Linked DNA regions of Mus musculus: region 1 is linked to region 2. A link is a loop called in an ENCODE intact Hi-C map of the cell type or tissue named here. Cell type or tissue: left cerebral cortex. All regions are shown on one strand. Links, peaks and the distances in the headings refer to the core of each region. The heading gives the core; the rest is flanking DNA.

The links. A loop is a pair of places that touch in the nucleus more often than their neighbours do. Peaks named below come from ENCODE experiments on the same cell type or tissue, not always from the same donor. Only the 100,000 strongest peaks of a DNase experiment are listed, where the experiment ranks them.
Region 1: it touches region 2 in a loop (9-fold over the local background); 5 of 42 quality-filtered maps call a loop at or near these places.

Annotation. Positions count from the first base shown.
Region 1 is chr2:112,211,691-112,220,031 of GRCm38, reverse strand. No RefSeq gene overlaps it. Among named protein-coding and RNA genes, the nearest start is that of Lpcat4, 24 kb to the left of the region's middle. In left cerebral cortex, for the core only: a CTCF peak has its summit at 3,831 (motif pointing right); a DNase peak (open chromatin) is centred at 3,868.
Region 2 is chr2:110,984,784-110,993,124 of GRCm38, reverse strand. No RefSeq gene overlaps it. Among named protein-coding and RNA genes, the nearest start is that of Ano3, 39 kb to the right of the region's middle. In left cerebral cortex, for the core only: a CTCF peak has its summit at 3,454 (motif pointing left); DNase peaks (open chromatin) are centred at 3,008, 7,164 and 7,477.

The sequences.
Region 1 (8,341 bases), core at 158-8,157, 1.2 Mb before region 2:
GTTGGAGACCCAAACATGCGATGCTGATGATGCTTTTCCACAGTCATGCTACAGGTCACAGTCATGGCTGGGGACTCCATTACCTTTTTGAAGCTCTCTTGAAGACAAGATCTCTGGAATCTTCCACACAGTTGTCCTTGACATGAGCCTATTAGGACTTACTTCAAATGACATCCATGTCCTAGTCCTTCTGGACTCTTCTCGTGGAGGAGCTGCAGATGGAGCAACATCCAGGTGTGGTGAGTATGGTCATCGGAAAGATAGAGATAGGAGAAGGCAGACTTTCCACCATACTGGAAATCCCAGAAGCCCCTACTTTAGTTTTCCTCTTGAGTCTTGTAGCCTCAAATCTTCTGGACAGAATGGGGCTCCCACTCAGCTGGGATTGCTCTGACCTTTTGCACCCCTTCCTCGTCTTTCCCTAACTGGGAAGCTTCATCCCAGAGCTGACCCTTGTTAGTTCCCCTCTGTGCCCCCCCCTCCCCCCCCCCCCCCCGTGCCTGCTGAGTCATAATCCACTTCTGGGTGAGATCTGCAGACTTTCTTTCTTATCCCCCTCCATCCACTGCAAGTTGAAAACAGAGAAGAGTCTGATCTCTACCCCACCCTTCCAGGGAAACCCTCACATCTTTTTGCTCTGCCCACAGACACCTCTTTCGTGCTCCCCCAGGGCATGGCCATCTGCCAGTGCTACTCTGAGGTTTTTTCCTCGTTCTTGGTCAACTCTTGGGACTCAGTGTTCCGGGTGTCTGTGCCCAGGTGTTTCTGTTCACAGTGCCCAAGGCACTGCCCTGTTGTTTTCTGTGTTAAATTGAAGAATGACCTGATCATCCAAACATTGCCCAGTGAAGAACTGCACACATCCATCTTGGGATCTCACTGTGAGGCTGTAAGGAAGAGATAGGATCCACTGGCCATGCTCAGTTGTGCAGAGAAGCTGGTCTGTCCAGGGACATCAGGACAGGGAACAGTCCCTCAGCAGCCACTACTATTTCTCCATCATTAGGATGCAGTAGGGAAGTTGACTCTCATCTTCGGAAATGTATCTTCTATCTTCTTAGTAGCCGTGGCCAGTGTAAGGGTTGGAGGTAGCTAGGTTAGGACAGAGCACAGACAAAGCATGGTTTGCTTCGCTCATTGAAAAAGTTCATTCTGTTGGGCAAGGGTGGAAAGGGGAATACTGTAAGCGCATTTTGTATTATCTGTAAAGAAAAATTTAATTAATTGTTGGGCTGTGGTGGTGCATGCCTTTAATCCCAGCACTTGGGAGGCAGAGGCAGGTTGATCTCTGAGTTAAAGGCTAGCCTGGTCAACAGAGCAAGTTCCAGGACAGGTAGGGCTACACAGAGAAATCCTGTCTCAAAAACCAAAAACCAAACCAAACCAACCAACCAACCAACCAACCAACCAACCAACCAAATAAACAAACAAAAAACCTAAACCAAACTAAATCAAAGACAAAAAAAAAAAAAAACCCCAAAAATTAATTTTTAAAAATAATGCTTACTATTTGAGAGCTTTATATAATGTTTTGATAATATTTACCCTCTCACCAATTCTCCCATATAGCTTATGTGTGTGTGAGTGTGTGTAGGGTGTATGTATATGTTTGCACATGTGTCCAGGTGCATGCACCCATATAAGAATTTGGAGGCCAGAATAGGATACCAGGTATCTTGCTCTGTCACTCTCCATATATTCTCTTGGACTAGGTTCTCTCATTGAATGTAGGAGTAGGCTGGCAGCTAGAAAGCCCCAGAGGAACCCCCAACCCCCTTCCCTGCCTCCTACCCTCCCAGTGTGGGAGTTAACAGGGGTGTTTGTAGCCCTGTCCAGATTTTTATGTGGGTGCCACTGATTTGAACTCAGGTCCTGCTGGGTGAGCCAGAATGTGAATGGAGATGTGTAGCAGTGGGGGGGATGGGGAACTGGGGGTAGCCACTAGAAAGTTTCAGATGCCAGGAAAGCAAGAGGCTCCCAGGGCCCAGTGGGGATGACATTAGCTGAAATACCCAATGAAGGGGAGCGAGAACCTGTAAAGTATGATTTTAACAAAATCAATTTTCCATTTATTAATAAAGACTCGGGAGTCAGATGCTGGGGTAAAAGCCTGCTAGCTCAGAGAAGCAGAGAAAGCACCCAGCTGACCTTCCTCCACAGCCAGCATCCCAAAAGGAAGTTCTTCTCCATGGTGTCTCAAGAACTCTTCAAACTGAACGGACCTCCTTTCCACTTCCTGTGCGTCTCTCTGTCTGGCCCTCTGACTTCCTCTTACTCGCTCTGTTTTTCTTTTTCTTTTAAAATATTTTTAATTAGGTATTTTCCTCATTTACATTTCTCGCTGTTTTTCTTATTCCTGTTTACACCATGTCAGCTGGTTGCTTGCTCTGCCTCTTGACCTATGGTTGACTTGATTTAATCCTGTTTACAATACACAAAAAGTTCCTGGAGGAAAGGCGTGTGCTAGGGTTGAGCTACAGTACAACTAGAAACAGGTTTTCCCAGTAAGCAACATAATCTTGGGCTTCACAGTGTGGTCAAATATCCTGTAACAAGTGTTCTTCCCAACTGAGCTCCTCAAGGACTTTATATGTGTCAGCTACTTTAGCTCCCATACGAACATTTACATTACTTTTTTTTTTTTTTTACTCAACAACTGATTGTATCCTGACAGTTTTAAGGCATGGTTGTAATAGGGTATTGAGGGAAGTGCTTGGGATGATCTGTAACCGTACTTTTGGGCTATTTTATTGGGTTCTCATATCTACCACCTCTCTACACCCTAGTGCCTACCAACCCACCAGCACTAGGTAGGTGAGAAAGAAGGTTAGAGGAGAAAGGGGGCATAGATCTCTTTAGACTACTTCCTGCTGATTTGGGGCATCCAGTTCCTAAGGGCAAGTCCAATTTTCTTAGGGCATCTCCAACCAGCAAACCAGTCTTTTGGAATTTGGCAAAAGCAGCAAAAGAGCAAGCAAAGCAAGAGCAAGCAGCAGTGAGGACCAGTGTCACAGGCAGCAGCGACCACCCCCTCTCTCAGGGCTCTGACCTCTCTCATACCTTCTCAAGAGTCTCTAGAATTCCAAATGTAAACTGTCTTTAGCTGCCAGAATCATGCCCCTACCAGAGCACGAGACCAATCATAGTCGGCTGCTGTGGATAGTCAGAAGCAGTCCCATATCCCACACCTGGGATTATAACAAAAGCATATTCACATAAAACATAACACAACCAGGTTAAAAAATCCCACTAGAAGGATTGTCATTCTTCCCACATGACATACCCTTCCTGAGGAGGAATATTCATTCTCCTTTAATTGTTGGCTGGAAGGGGTGAAGTACATATTGTACAGGTATGTCTGGAAGGAGAAAACAGGCATTTTCAGGCACTCAGGAGGCATGAGCTCTAGCCAGTGTCTCTAGGCACTAAGTCATATAGGGCTGAACTCCAAACTGGAGAGTCTGTGAAGGCCCAGCACAGCCTGGGTGAGTCTGACTTGAATGTATGTGTTAGAAGCTTGTTCTGCTCTCTCACCTCTGAGGAGCATCCTTGGATCCCAACTTTGTCAGCACCAACTGTGCTTTGTTTATTGCCTCTATCATCATTGGACAGAAGGAAGGAAGGAAGGAAGGAAGGAAGGAAGGGAGGGAGGGAGGGAGGGAGGGAGGGAGGGAGGGAGGGAGGGAAGAAGGGGTGTGAGTTTTGGAGCATCTCAGCAACATTACTGCTCTTTATATAAAATGTTAGAAGGGGCTTATTTCAAGTTTTTCTTAGGGGGGAAAAAGCACCTTGTAGACTGGTTATTCACAAGAGTTACACTAGGTGGCAGTAACACTCCGTTACCATCAAACCCACAGTTGTACTAAGGGTAAGCCAGGGGAAATGCTCCACTGAAACCAGATCTACCTGATGAAGCAACCAGCCCACTTTCTATGATGTTTCAAAAAGCTGTGCTGTTTAGGTCACTCTGTACATGTTGTTCTCCACTGGAGTGGGAAGAATCTGCAAATACTGAACCAGAGGCACTGGGAGGAGTTCTGTGAGGAAATGGAAGCAACTATACAATACTTACCAGGCAGGTGATAAAAATGCAGAATCATTATCCTTCATTTTCAGACAAAGTGTCCAGACTGAAGGTATTTTTGTCAGAACTCAAATTCATATTAAGCAAGAAGAACTTTCTCAAGCATGTGCTCTGAATGGCTTCAATAAATGTCTCAAATGAGCAGTAATTTTTCTAAAAAGAGAGAATGAAGGGATGAAAAGAGATGTCACTCCTTCACCCTATCAAGAGAGATGTGGTAATGCATGTAAGTGTTAGACGTGTTGGGGATGAAAAACCAAAACAACCCAAGCAGTCATGAGAGTCTAGCAAAGCAAGATCTTTATTTGAATTAAGGAACAAAAACTGATCAGTCAGAAACAACAGCACTCCTCAGAAACTGACTGTGTCCCAAAGTCTTAGTTACTATTTAAGCAGATTATAAGGCCCATAAGCATCTATGCCAAGGTACAGCTACAATTTCATCAATCAGAATCATTTGTTCTTGTCCTGGTTAAGAACAATCACCATGTTTGAGGGACAAAAAAGGAATGAGAGGAAAGTCCCCATCTCCCTCAGAATCTGCGAGCTTGAACTTCATTTTACCTTATGATCAAAGTGGAGTCTGAAAATGAGATGGCAGCACTTAGGGTAAATCTCATTTGTTTGACCCCAACAAAAGGACTACAGCTACTGACTTCAGTTGTGTAGTGCTTGGACCCCAAGCCAGTGGTCAAGAGGTAGTTGATACCTTATCACAAGAGGAGATAGAGCAGATTGATTGTCTAATATTTAGGACAAAAGGGGAATGATGCAGATGAAGAAAAGAGATCCTTTGTGCTTGGAAATTATCTCCCAATTGCTTAGTTATATTCTTATTATGACAGCAGCAGTACTACCACCATGATCAACCACCACCTCCTCCACCACCACCTCCACTACCATCTCCACCACCACCACCACCACCTCCACCACCACCATTATCACCACCACCACCACCACCTCCACCATTATCACCACCACCACCACCACCATCAAACATCACCAACATCATCATTGAAACCTCATCATTATCAACATTATACTAATTGTTTGGCTGTGTTTGGAACAGTGCTGCTAGGTGGCACCAAGACATACAGGTTCAAATCTCCTGTACATACTAATAATGTGACATGGAACAAATTACTGAACCCAGTGGTTTCAATTCCCATCACTACATGGGGATAGTTGCATCACTTAAAAATGGGGTTGTTTGATGTTCATGGAATTGGTCTGTGTGGTTTACAGCCAGTACTAAGTGAGAACAGTAATTAAAGTGAGGAAACAAGGCACACAGCATGGGTAACTTGCTCAAGGTCATGAAAGTAATGATAAGGTTAGTGCTTAAACCTAGACAGGTTATATATACAGTTCATATTTTTAACCACCAAGCAGGTCTCACTAGACAACTGAGATTCTATTTTTAGTGGAGAAGTAAGAAGGCATGATAATAGGAAGAAACAGCTCACTTGTTTACTTATTTATATTTATTCATTCAATCCTTTATTCTTTCAGTTTCTGAACTCAATTGCTCTTCTATATGGTTTATAAAATTAACTCAGTTTTATTAACCTAACTGTCCTAATTTAGTACTGAGGTGGAGTTCTATTCATCATCTCAGCAGCCAGTTGTTTCCTTGATATTATTGAAACTATTCCACTTAATTTCAAAACAGAGTCATATTTTGCACATGAACTCATCATTCGATGAGCACATTAAAGTGAATGTGACCCTCTTTATAATATTATTGTTTACCAAAAAATTTCATGAAAGTCCAAATACTAAAATTTTCTCCATGTTTTTCTTTTCTTCTTTTGAGGCAGAGTCTTGCTATGCAGCTCAGGGTAGTCTTGAGTTTACAATTCCACCTCAACCTCCTGAGTGCTGGGACGGACGAGAGGTGTGTTTTGGTAGCTTTTTTTTTTTTTTTTTTTCCTACTCAAAGGTAGGACAGTCATATACGCTTTTTCCACAAAAGGAAATTGTTCCTGTTGACATAAACATCTAATTCTTTAGACTCTAGAACCTACAATGAGTGTCAAGTTAAACATTTACTTCTGGTTGCTTTGTTTTTTTTTAAACTTAAAATTTTTTTTTAATTAAAAAAATTTTTTTTTCTGTATATGAGTACACTGTAGCTGTACTGCTGGTTGTGAGCCATCATGTGGTTGCTGGGAATGAAGGTTGCTCGCTACGGTCGGCCCCACTTGCTCCATTGGCTCCCAAGAGCTGGGCTGCCGCAGTGAGTAGAGCCAGGGCAGGCAAACTCCCAGCCCAGGGTCCTCGGCCTAGTTGCTCATTTTTAAGACAAGGTAAAGTATGTACTATAAAAGGTCATTGACCTTCTTTTCTTCAGGTTTCTCTCCATTTCCATTCCTGTAATTCTTTTTTTTAAAATTTTTTATTGGGTATTTTCCTCATTTACATTTCCAATGCTATCCCAAAAGTCCCCCATACCCTCCCCCCATTCCCCTACCCATCCACTCCCCATTCCTGTAATTCTTTCAGACAGAAACAATTATGGGTCAGAGTTGTGCCTGTGGGATGGCAACCCCATCCCTCACTTGATGCCCTGTCTTTCTGCTGGAGGTGGGCTCTATAAGTTCCCTCTCCTTACTGTCAGGCATTTCATCTAAGGTCCCTCCCTTTGATTCCTGAGAGTCTCTTACCTCCCAGGTCTCTGGTGCATTCTGGAGGGTCCCCCCCCCCAACCTCCTATTTCTCAAGGTTGCCTGTTTTCATTCTTTCTGCTGGCCCTCAGGACTTCAGTCCTTTTCCCTCACCCAATACCAGATCAGGTTCCCCTTCTCACTTCCCACCCATCTACTTTTCCTCCCAGGTGCTTTCCTCCCTCCAAACTTGTGATTGCTTTCTTCTCTCTCCCAAGTGGGACTGAAGCATTCTCACGTGGGCACTTCAGCTTATTGACTTTTTGAGTTCTGTGGACTGTATCTTGGGTATTCTGTACTTCCCTCCCCCTTTGGATGATATCCACTTATTAGTAAGTGCATACCATGCACATCCTTTTGGGTCTGAGTTACCTCACTTAGGATGATATTTTCTAGTTCCATCCATTTGCCTGCAAACTTCAGGATGTCCTCATTCTTAATAGCTGAGTAGTATTCCATTGTGTAAATGAGCCACATTTTCTGTATTCATTCTTCTGTCGTGGGACATCTAGGTTGTTTCCAGCTTCTGTCTATCACAAATAAGCCTGCTATGAACATAGTGGGACAGGTGCCCCTGTGGCATGGAGGGGCGTCTTTTGGGTATATTCCCAAGAGTGGTATAGCTGGGTCTTCAGGTAGCCAAAGTGGGATCCAGTTCCAGTAGAAAGACAGAGCATCAAGTAGAGTGATGGAGTTGCCATGCCAGAGTCAAAACTCTTACCCATAATTGTTCCTGTTGGAAATAACTTCAGGGACAAAAATGGAGAAGAGCTTGAGGAAAAGGAGGTCCAGCAACAGGCCCAAAGCGGGATCCAGCTTAAGGGGAGGTCCCAAGGCCTGATACTATTACTGAGGCTATGTAGTGCTCACAAAAAGGGGCCTATCGATGACTGTCCTCTGAAAGATCCAACAAGCAGCTGATAGAGTCAGATGCAGATATTTGCATCCAACCAATGGACAGAGGCAGCTGACCCCTGTTGTTGAATTAGGGAAGTTGGAAAGAAGCTGAGAAGGGCCATCCTGTAGGAGGACCAGCAGTCTCAATTAATTTGGACTCCTAAGATCTCTCAAACACTGGACCACCAAACAGACAGCATACACCAGCTGATATGAGGCCCCCAACACACATACACTAGAGGACTTCTGGGTCATTGTTCATTCAGAGATGATGCACCTAACCCTCAAGAGACTGGAGGCCCCAGGGAGTTTAGAGGTCAGGTGAGGTGGGAGATAGGGCATTGGGTGGGGAGGAGGTGTGGGATGTGGAGCAGTCGGAGGGTGGATGGAGGGGGCAGGAAATGGAATATGGAGTGTAAAAATAAATTTCAAAAAGGGGCATTGAACTTTGTGTAAGTTTCAGCCTCCCCTACTTTTCATTCTCCTCCCCACACTCCTCTTCCTCCTCCTCCTCTTCTTCTTTTTTTTTTTTTCTGTTTAGATTTATTTATTTATTATATGTAAGTACACTGTAGCTGTTTTCAGACACACCAGAAGAGGGCATCAAATCTCATTATGGATGATTGTGAGCCACCATATGGTTACTGGGATTTGAACTCAGGACCTCCAGAAGAGCAGTCAGTGTTCTTACCCG
Region 2 (8,341 bases), core at 67-8,066:
CAAATGGCAAACAACCAGTTAAATGGCTGAACTATAGTGCATGAATGCCTTAATATTATGCCATCTCAGTGCTCTGGGTCCCTCTGTCTGTTTCTGTTTTAATTTTACCTTTTCAGGTTATAATTACTAATGTCCATCTTCCCTTCCCTTTCCACCTCTCCCTGCTCTTTTCAAATTCACAGCCTTTTCTTCATTAATTATTGTTACACACACACACACACACACACACACACACACTTCTAAACATGAGTACAACCTGCTCATTTATAATGTTACTTAGACTTCTATATTTTCAGGGTTGACCAATCTATATTGGATAAACAATTAGATGCTTTTGCCTAAACAGGCAAAACTACTATAGAAATGCTAAAGAAGATGAGGGAAATCTCAGTCCACACAAAGAACTACAGGCTATTAGATATATCATCTAAATTACTGAAGGTTATTATGATCAGAAGAAAATGGCTCCTGTCACATCAACTCCAGGTGCTATTGCTGTTACAGTGGTAGCTATAGCAAACTAAGATATATTTCCTAGCTCATTTCACTCACAGGTTTCTCCACGGTCCTATTTTACTACTGTAGTCTCTCACAGGTATCAGAAAGATGCACCAACAGAAGATGACATCTAATTGAGAAAATATATATTGTTCCCTTGACTTGTTTTATTTATATAGATATTAAACAAAAAAAAATTAAACTGTCAGCCATTGTTAGGAAGGAAGGGTGGAGGCCAAGGAAAAAGAGAAGGAAAGTTATATTAAAGAAATACGATTTAACTTATTATTCATAAAAAGCCTTAGCCCTGTAATATAAAAATGAAAGAATTGATTTGAAAATTTTCTGAATTCTATTTACCTGTTCATATAATCATAGATGGATGAGTAGTTATCTTTATGATAATACTTTCAATTTTAAGCTTTATTCATAATAGTTTTGAAACTGGTCAGCATAAAAGAAATATAAGTCTGTATTTAACTTTAAATGGACATATTTAGATGCAGGCTACTGAGATGAAATACAATGTACCAAAAATGTTTTATTTAATGGGAATGGCCAAATCAACTAGAAAAAGTAGAGAAGAATAATACTATATTTCATTTATATACTGCAGTATTTCATGATTACAGTCTCATAAGAGTAAAATATGATTCTTTAGAGGATACTAAAACTCTAAAACAATGTTTGGAGAACTTTGATTTTTTTTTCACTGCATGTTTTTTTTAAAACAAACATTAAGTGCCTGGTTTTCTTTGACTCTAAATGCTGAACTCCTTGTTTGTAAAATTGTGCAAACACATCCATAAACCAAAGCAATTTATTAAACATTATTTCCCAGTGAGACAAATGATTATAACTATCAAGAAAAATAACATAAAATAGTATTTTTTCAGCCTCAGCAATTTTCTCTTGTCTTCATTTGGTTTTGCTTATGATAAAGAACATGATCAACAACAACTTGGGGAGAAAAGTATTTATTTGATTTACATGCCCTGATTTTAGTGTGTCAATCAGAAAAGCCAAAGCAAGGACTAAAGCAGAGCAGGAACTGAGGTGGGGGCAATGGGGGAGTACTGCTTACTGGCTTGCTCTCCATTGCATGCCCTTGTCATTATAGTGTTCTTCCTGACATCTAACTACTAGTCAAGGAATGACAGTGAGGGCATCAAGAGCCAAAAAATGTTTGTTGAACTATACATATTATATTATATTATATTAGTCACTAGATGTGTGTGTGTGTGTGTGTGTGTGTGTCCTACATAAAGTTATACCACTTGGGCTGCCAGTGTTCAAGAGACATGGACTAACAAAAACTCAAGTACCTGGCATAAGAAACCTCTATTCAAGGTATTAGTCAGTCCTATTGACTCCTAAGCAATGTTTGCTATTGTTGTTGCCCTCAAACACTGGTTACCTCTCAGACATTGAAGGTAGATGTCTAGTATTAAAGATACAACATATTTTGGCACAGGACTAGAAAGATTTCACATGGATCTAACCTGGAAACCTCTTTCTTGCTGCCCCACATTCATGAATCAGAAGGTATTCTGAAAGCTGTCAAGGAAGAAAAATAATCAGTAGCGCTATCCAGGTGTGACGCCTGTGGCCTACAGAGAGCACCAATATCACAAGATTTCTATGAAGGTTTGGAATTGGCACTCATATCTAGGTGGTAACTAACAGATAGCTAATCTTACTTAAGGCTTGCTCAATGGATGGAAAATCACACCTGCTACTAGAAATGGTCAACTACTGGTCATCGATCTTAGAAGAGAACCCACTGCTTCCACTTTACTAGACAATAATAATTCCTAACTACATTATAAAATTATCCACATATTCACAGATAAGTGTAGCTCTCACCTCTCATCAATGAAGTTTCACTTTAGAGCAAATTGAGACAATTATAGAAAATCACAACTGGTCATAATGCAAAGATAAGCAGATCATAAGATGTGTAGCTCCAACTGATGAATCTACGTCAAATCTGCCCAGAAGGCTCAGGGAGCACTGAAGAATTGGGGACAGAAAAGTTGGAAAAGCAGAGGACTCAGAAGTCTCCAGTGAGGTTGTATCTCCCAGAAGGGACAAAAAAGCTGCAACCATCATGCTACAACAGTTATGTCTACCTAAACAGGATCTAAACAATGGAAGTATCAGCTGACATGCTAATGCAGAAGGGGGAAACCTTCATGGGTCTTACTCCTAGACAAAGAGCTGCAGGTAACAAATGATTTTCTAGAGAGTGAGAAATAACTTCTCCCCCAAAATAAACCCAAAAGTAATTATCCAGCACAAAGCAGGCAACACTGAAATCATATACATATGAGTCATGCTAAGTTACTCAGCAGGTTATATTTATATGGTCTACGTGTGTGTGTGTGTGTCTGTGTGTAGCAACACAAGATTTAACAAAAACAAAGACAAACAAAAAAAGAGGCCATCAGTTGGAGATGGAGTTAGGGAGATGAGAGAAGTAGGAAGTAAGAAAAAGAGCAGAAAAGCTATGTAATTATTCCAGACAGAAACAGCATAACTTATAGCTCTTTCCTGAAGTCTGTAAGAACTGCCTACTCTTTTTGACAGGAATACAACAGATTCAATCACAAAGTCTATGTCGCATAACTGTGTATGCCCACACTTCTCTGATATAAAGATAAAACAACTTACTGGATTCCTTCCCATTACTGTTGTCCCTCTGGAAGTATTCTCCAATAAAATGTCAATCTTCACGTATTTAATCTTCCTTTCCCTGTGGGTTTTAATGGGCAGGACTGTTTGCGTTGGCTCGTGAGTGAGTAGCGCACATGGAGTTTCCTCTGTCACTTGGCACACTGACCTTTCACAGTAATATTTTCTCCAGTTGTTGACATAAATACCATTGTAGCTATTGTGTAAATTAAACAGTTGTGTCACTTGATCATATCTGAAACAACTCTACCCTCTAGTGGTAGTTCTTCAATTTACACAGCAGGGATTATTTATTTATTTATTTATTTATTTATTTTTCTGTCTTGACTATGCACACAAAAGGTAATTAAATGTCTCTCAGTTTCACTAAGTAACTGTTTAGTTGGATAGTTTTCCTTAGAATAATTTTGGATATCTTGAAATAAATGAAGTCTCTATTAAAAATAGAAATTGATTAAGTGAAGGAACAGGAGAGTTGGAGGAGAAGTGCAGACAGAAGGCCAGAGATGCCAGAGAAGGGAGAGGGAAGCCAGGAAAGAAAGAGGGAGCAGAGGGGAGATGGAGGAGAGAGTAAGAGAAAGATCCATGAAGGCAACTTTCCAAAGTCGAAATGTAGACAAACTTTTGTATAGGCAGATCCCATTATGATGAAACACTTCAATATACGTAATAGTAAAGAAACTGTTTTGATTCCCATCTATAGATAGCTGAATTGTGGGTTATGTTGCTAATAAGCTAAAGCATAAGTGTCCTGGCAATCATTAAATAAGCCACTCAGAACTCAGCTATTAGCAATCTTTCTTCTTATCTCCTATCATGACTTTTCACATACACAGATCTTAGGCTTTTGGCCATACAGACACCAGCTCCCTTACCCTAGCACTGTTTCTCTGAACCTATAGCTTGGCTGGCACAAAACCATAAAAATTTATAAATTTCACTTCTAAAATACACTCACAATCCACATAAGCCACTGACTAAATAACAAATGAAACAAAAAGTGATTGAATAGACACTGATGCAAAATAGAGGAATCAACACAGAAAGATACCTGTCACCCACCGTTTCCCATTTTGCTTTGTGTGATTTATAAGTCAAAGCAAACGAAGACAACCTGAAAAGGAAAATAAAATCTTTTAAAAAGCCACCAAACTTTAAATGGCGAGTAGTATCTGGGGATAAGTCCTTAGGGGCCGGGGGAGGGGGAGGGGCTACAGGTTTACTGTGCTCCATTGGTGGATTGCTCAGCTCAGACTTTCAAAATGGCAGTGGGCTCCCATAGAGCTATAGGACATGTGATGGGAAAAAAAGTAAACAAAAACAACTAATGCTTGCTGTTGTTAGTGAGTTCAGCTATTCTTCAAGAGTATACACCATCTGGAGAGCAGTAATCTTTGTTTCATTCCCAAGACCTACACAAAGTCTACCTTTCCCACAAGAGGATTCTGTGCTTAGAACACTATTCTCAAGGATGATATTCCCAGTTGTTAACTCTTTTTGTTTTGTTTTTGTTTTATTTTTATTTGCTAAATTTTTTTTTACATTTTAGCCATTATGTTACCTTTTTAATTAGTTATTTTATTTATTTACATTCCAACCATGCCCTTCCCCCTCCTCGTCCCTCTTCCCACAGTTCCTCATTACATTCCCTCTCCCCCTTACTTCTGAAATGGTGCTCACCCTACACTCCCGGCATACCTCTTCCATGGGGCCTCAAGTCTCTTATAACTTAATATGACTGGAGGCAACAGGAGATGTCTCTAGTTCTATGACTGTTTACTCCAGGTATGGAGTAAGCATTATCACAAGGGTGTTAGCTACATTGAGCAGCCACAATGACCTTTAATGTAGTTGCTCCCCTCAGTGCTGACATGTGAAATTGTGAAGTATCTTTACTGTTTAATGTTTTCAGGCCTCCTGTCTCACAGAACAGGAAGGGCATCTAGACTGTCCTGAGATCACATTCATTTGTCAGGAGCATTCCTAATCTCCCAGAAGAGATAGCCTTCTGCTATTAGCCATGCTACTCTAGGGGGCTGGCTTGGATTATTTGTGGCACATCATGCAGCAGCACATTTTACTGTACAGCAGCAAGAATGCCACTCACTTATCACTGAGTACATATCATGTGAGTTCCTTTGTAATTGGGTTACCTCACTCAGAATGATGCCCTCCAGGTCCATCCATTTGCCTAGGAATTTCATAAATTCATTCTTTTTAATAGCTGAGTAGTACTCCATTTTGTAAATGTACCACATTTTCTGTATCCATTCCTCTGTTGAGGGACATTTGGGTTCTTTCCAGCTTCTGGCTATTATAAATAAGGCTGCTATGAACATAGTGGAGCACGTGTCCTTCTTACCAGTTGGAACATCTTCTGGATATATGCCCAGACACTCAATCACCAAAGAACTCACATGATATGTACTCACTGATAAGTGGATATTAGTCCAGAAACTTAGAATGCTCAAGATATAAGATACAATTTGTTAAACACATGAAACTCAAGAATGAAGACCAAAGTGTGGACACTTTGGCCCTTCTTAGAATTGGGAACAAAACACCCATGGAAGGAGTTATGGAGACAAAGTTTGGAGCTGAGATGAAAGGATGGACCTCCTAGAGACTGCCACACCTGGGGATCCATCCCATAATCAGCCTCCAAACGCTGACACAATTGCATACACTAGCAAGATTTTTGCTGAATTAGCTGTATCTTGTAAGACTATGCTGGGGCCTAGCAAACACAGAAGTGGATGCTCACAGTCAGCTATTGGATGGATCCCAGGGCCCCCAATGGAGGAGCTAGAGAAAGTACCCAAGGAGCTAAAGGGATCTGCAACCCTATAGGTGGAACAACAATATGAACTAACTAGTACCCCCCGGAGCTCCTGTTTCTAGCTGCATATGTATCAGAAGATGGCCTAGTTGGCCATCATTGGAAAGAGAAGCCCATTAGTCATGCAAACTCTATATGCCTCAGTACAGGGGAATGCTAGGGCCAAGAAGTGGGAGTGGGTGGGTAGGGGAGTAGGGGGAGGGTATAGGGGACGTTTTGGATAGCATTGGAAATGTAAATGAAGAAAATACTTAATTAAAAAAAAAAGAATGCCACTCACATGTGCTTTATGGGAACTAGGACCTGAGTGATTGATTCTTGTGCCTAAACAACTCAAGAAGAGAGTGGCAAATACTCTTCCCTTCATGGTCTTATCTCACAGTTGTTATTCTAGTATAGTTCAGATTTTTTTATATACTTTACAAAATTTTAAGCATGTTTTAGACAAGAATCTAGATTTCAAACTTTCTAGAGAGAATAAGATACAAAGAAAATATTTTCAAAATGTTCATAATTGGCAATGAAATAATGTTAATACTGATAGAGTAACAATCTAAAATCTTTTATTAAGCAATATATGTCCTCTTAAACTTGATAGGCCCACCATTATTGCTTTAATAACTCATATACTTATTGGCTGTGTCTTATTTACCATGCTGTGGTTATTTTAAAGGAGCATCCATTTTTTTTTGAAATAGTGAAAAGTTAGCTGGTGTTACTCCCAATGTATTTTTATTAAAAGAACATAAAGAGGGCACAGGTTCTTGGTGTCAAGCTTATGATTTCACGCGCACAGTCTCAGTCATGCTCATTATGTGGGAGTATGGGTTTCTGATGTGATGCACAAAGGGCAGATGAGGAAGTCCTGCAAGTCCCTTTTCATTGCAAGCGCACTTGGGTAGAAGCTGCAGTGTCCTATAATCTGTGCGATGTCCTCATCACTCAAAATGGAGCCCCTAAGGTGTTGCCAGATGAATTCTTTTTCAGTGAAGCATGTGTTTCTAATTTAGGATTGTCTTCCAGCAGGGGATCTGACACACAAGGTTCTGTGAGTTCTGAAAGGCCTTGATATTTCTTATTTGTTGCCTCTAAACATGGCAAATACCATCTTTTGTTTAGGACCTGCTAATCCTAACAGATGGCCAGTCCCTTAGGCTTCTGGGAGCTCTGCTTTCCATCTGGAGACAGCCAAGTGAGTCCTCTAAAGCCTGAGCATCCCTGAAATGGAGCAAAGCTCAGGCGTACAGAGAACATGCAATAGCATAGTCAAGAAGAAGACATTATCAACATCAAAGGATGGGCTTTTGACCTCTCTTAACATTTTTTTTTTATATCTATAGAGCATGTGAAAAAAATTTACATCTCTATAAAGGGGACATGATTCATCAGTACTTAGCTCAGAGATTCTAAAATCTAGACACACGACAAAAGCCTTTGGAACATTTCCAAAATCTCAGATACTCAGGTAAATGAGTCAGAACCTAGAAGGAAAATTGAGACATCAGTCTTGCTTCCTCTTGTTTTCCAACTCATGCAAATGGGCACCAGACTGAGAATTTCTGAAGTGTGTCATTTTTCAAAACCTTAAGTTAGATAAATTACTTCAAGGTATTTTCATAAAACAGATTTCAATTCATTAGTTCTGACATGAAAATCTACATCTGAACAAATGCTCAGAAAATGCAAATGATGTTGTTAACACATCACCCTGAGAGGTGGTCGAGGGTGGGCTTTTCTCTGAAAGACAAACAACATGTTGATCAAACGTCAAGACTCTATGTTCTGTGATATTGTCAATTGTCCTTTATTTCTCTTAGCTGCTAAGACTAAGGTTTTGTCAAATACTGGAAATTATTAAGACAAACATTGGTTCCAGAAATTGAACTCTGTTTCTGGAAACAACATGATGGAAGGAAAGAACTGACTCCTCAAAGTTGTCCTTTAATTTTCATGTGCACATATAACTTGTTTGCCCAGTCCTCCCAACCCCCCCCCCACACACAAATAAATTAATTAATTTAAAATTTTATCCTTAATAATTGGCATTAAAAGAAGGTTGTTGTTCCTTTTGGTTGGCAACTTTTTTTATGTGCAGTGATTTATGTACAAAATTACTCCAGGTACTTGAGGTAAATGTGTTCTCATTAGAATATGAGTTTATTAAAAACCTGCTGATTTTGGCAAGTTGGCAATTGCTTTATGAGTCCCAGAATGAAGCTATTTTAAAAAATGGAAGTGGTAAAATCTCTGCATGAGATGCTCTGGTAACTCTTGGCCTTAGAAAACCTATCATTCCATTTAGTGCTTTGA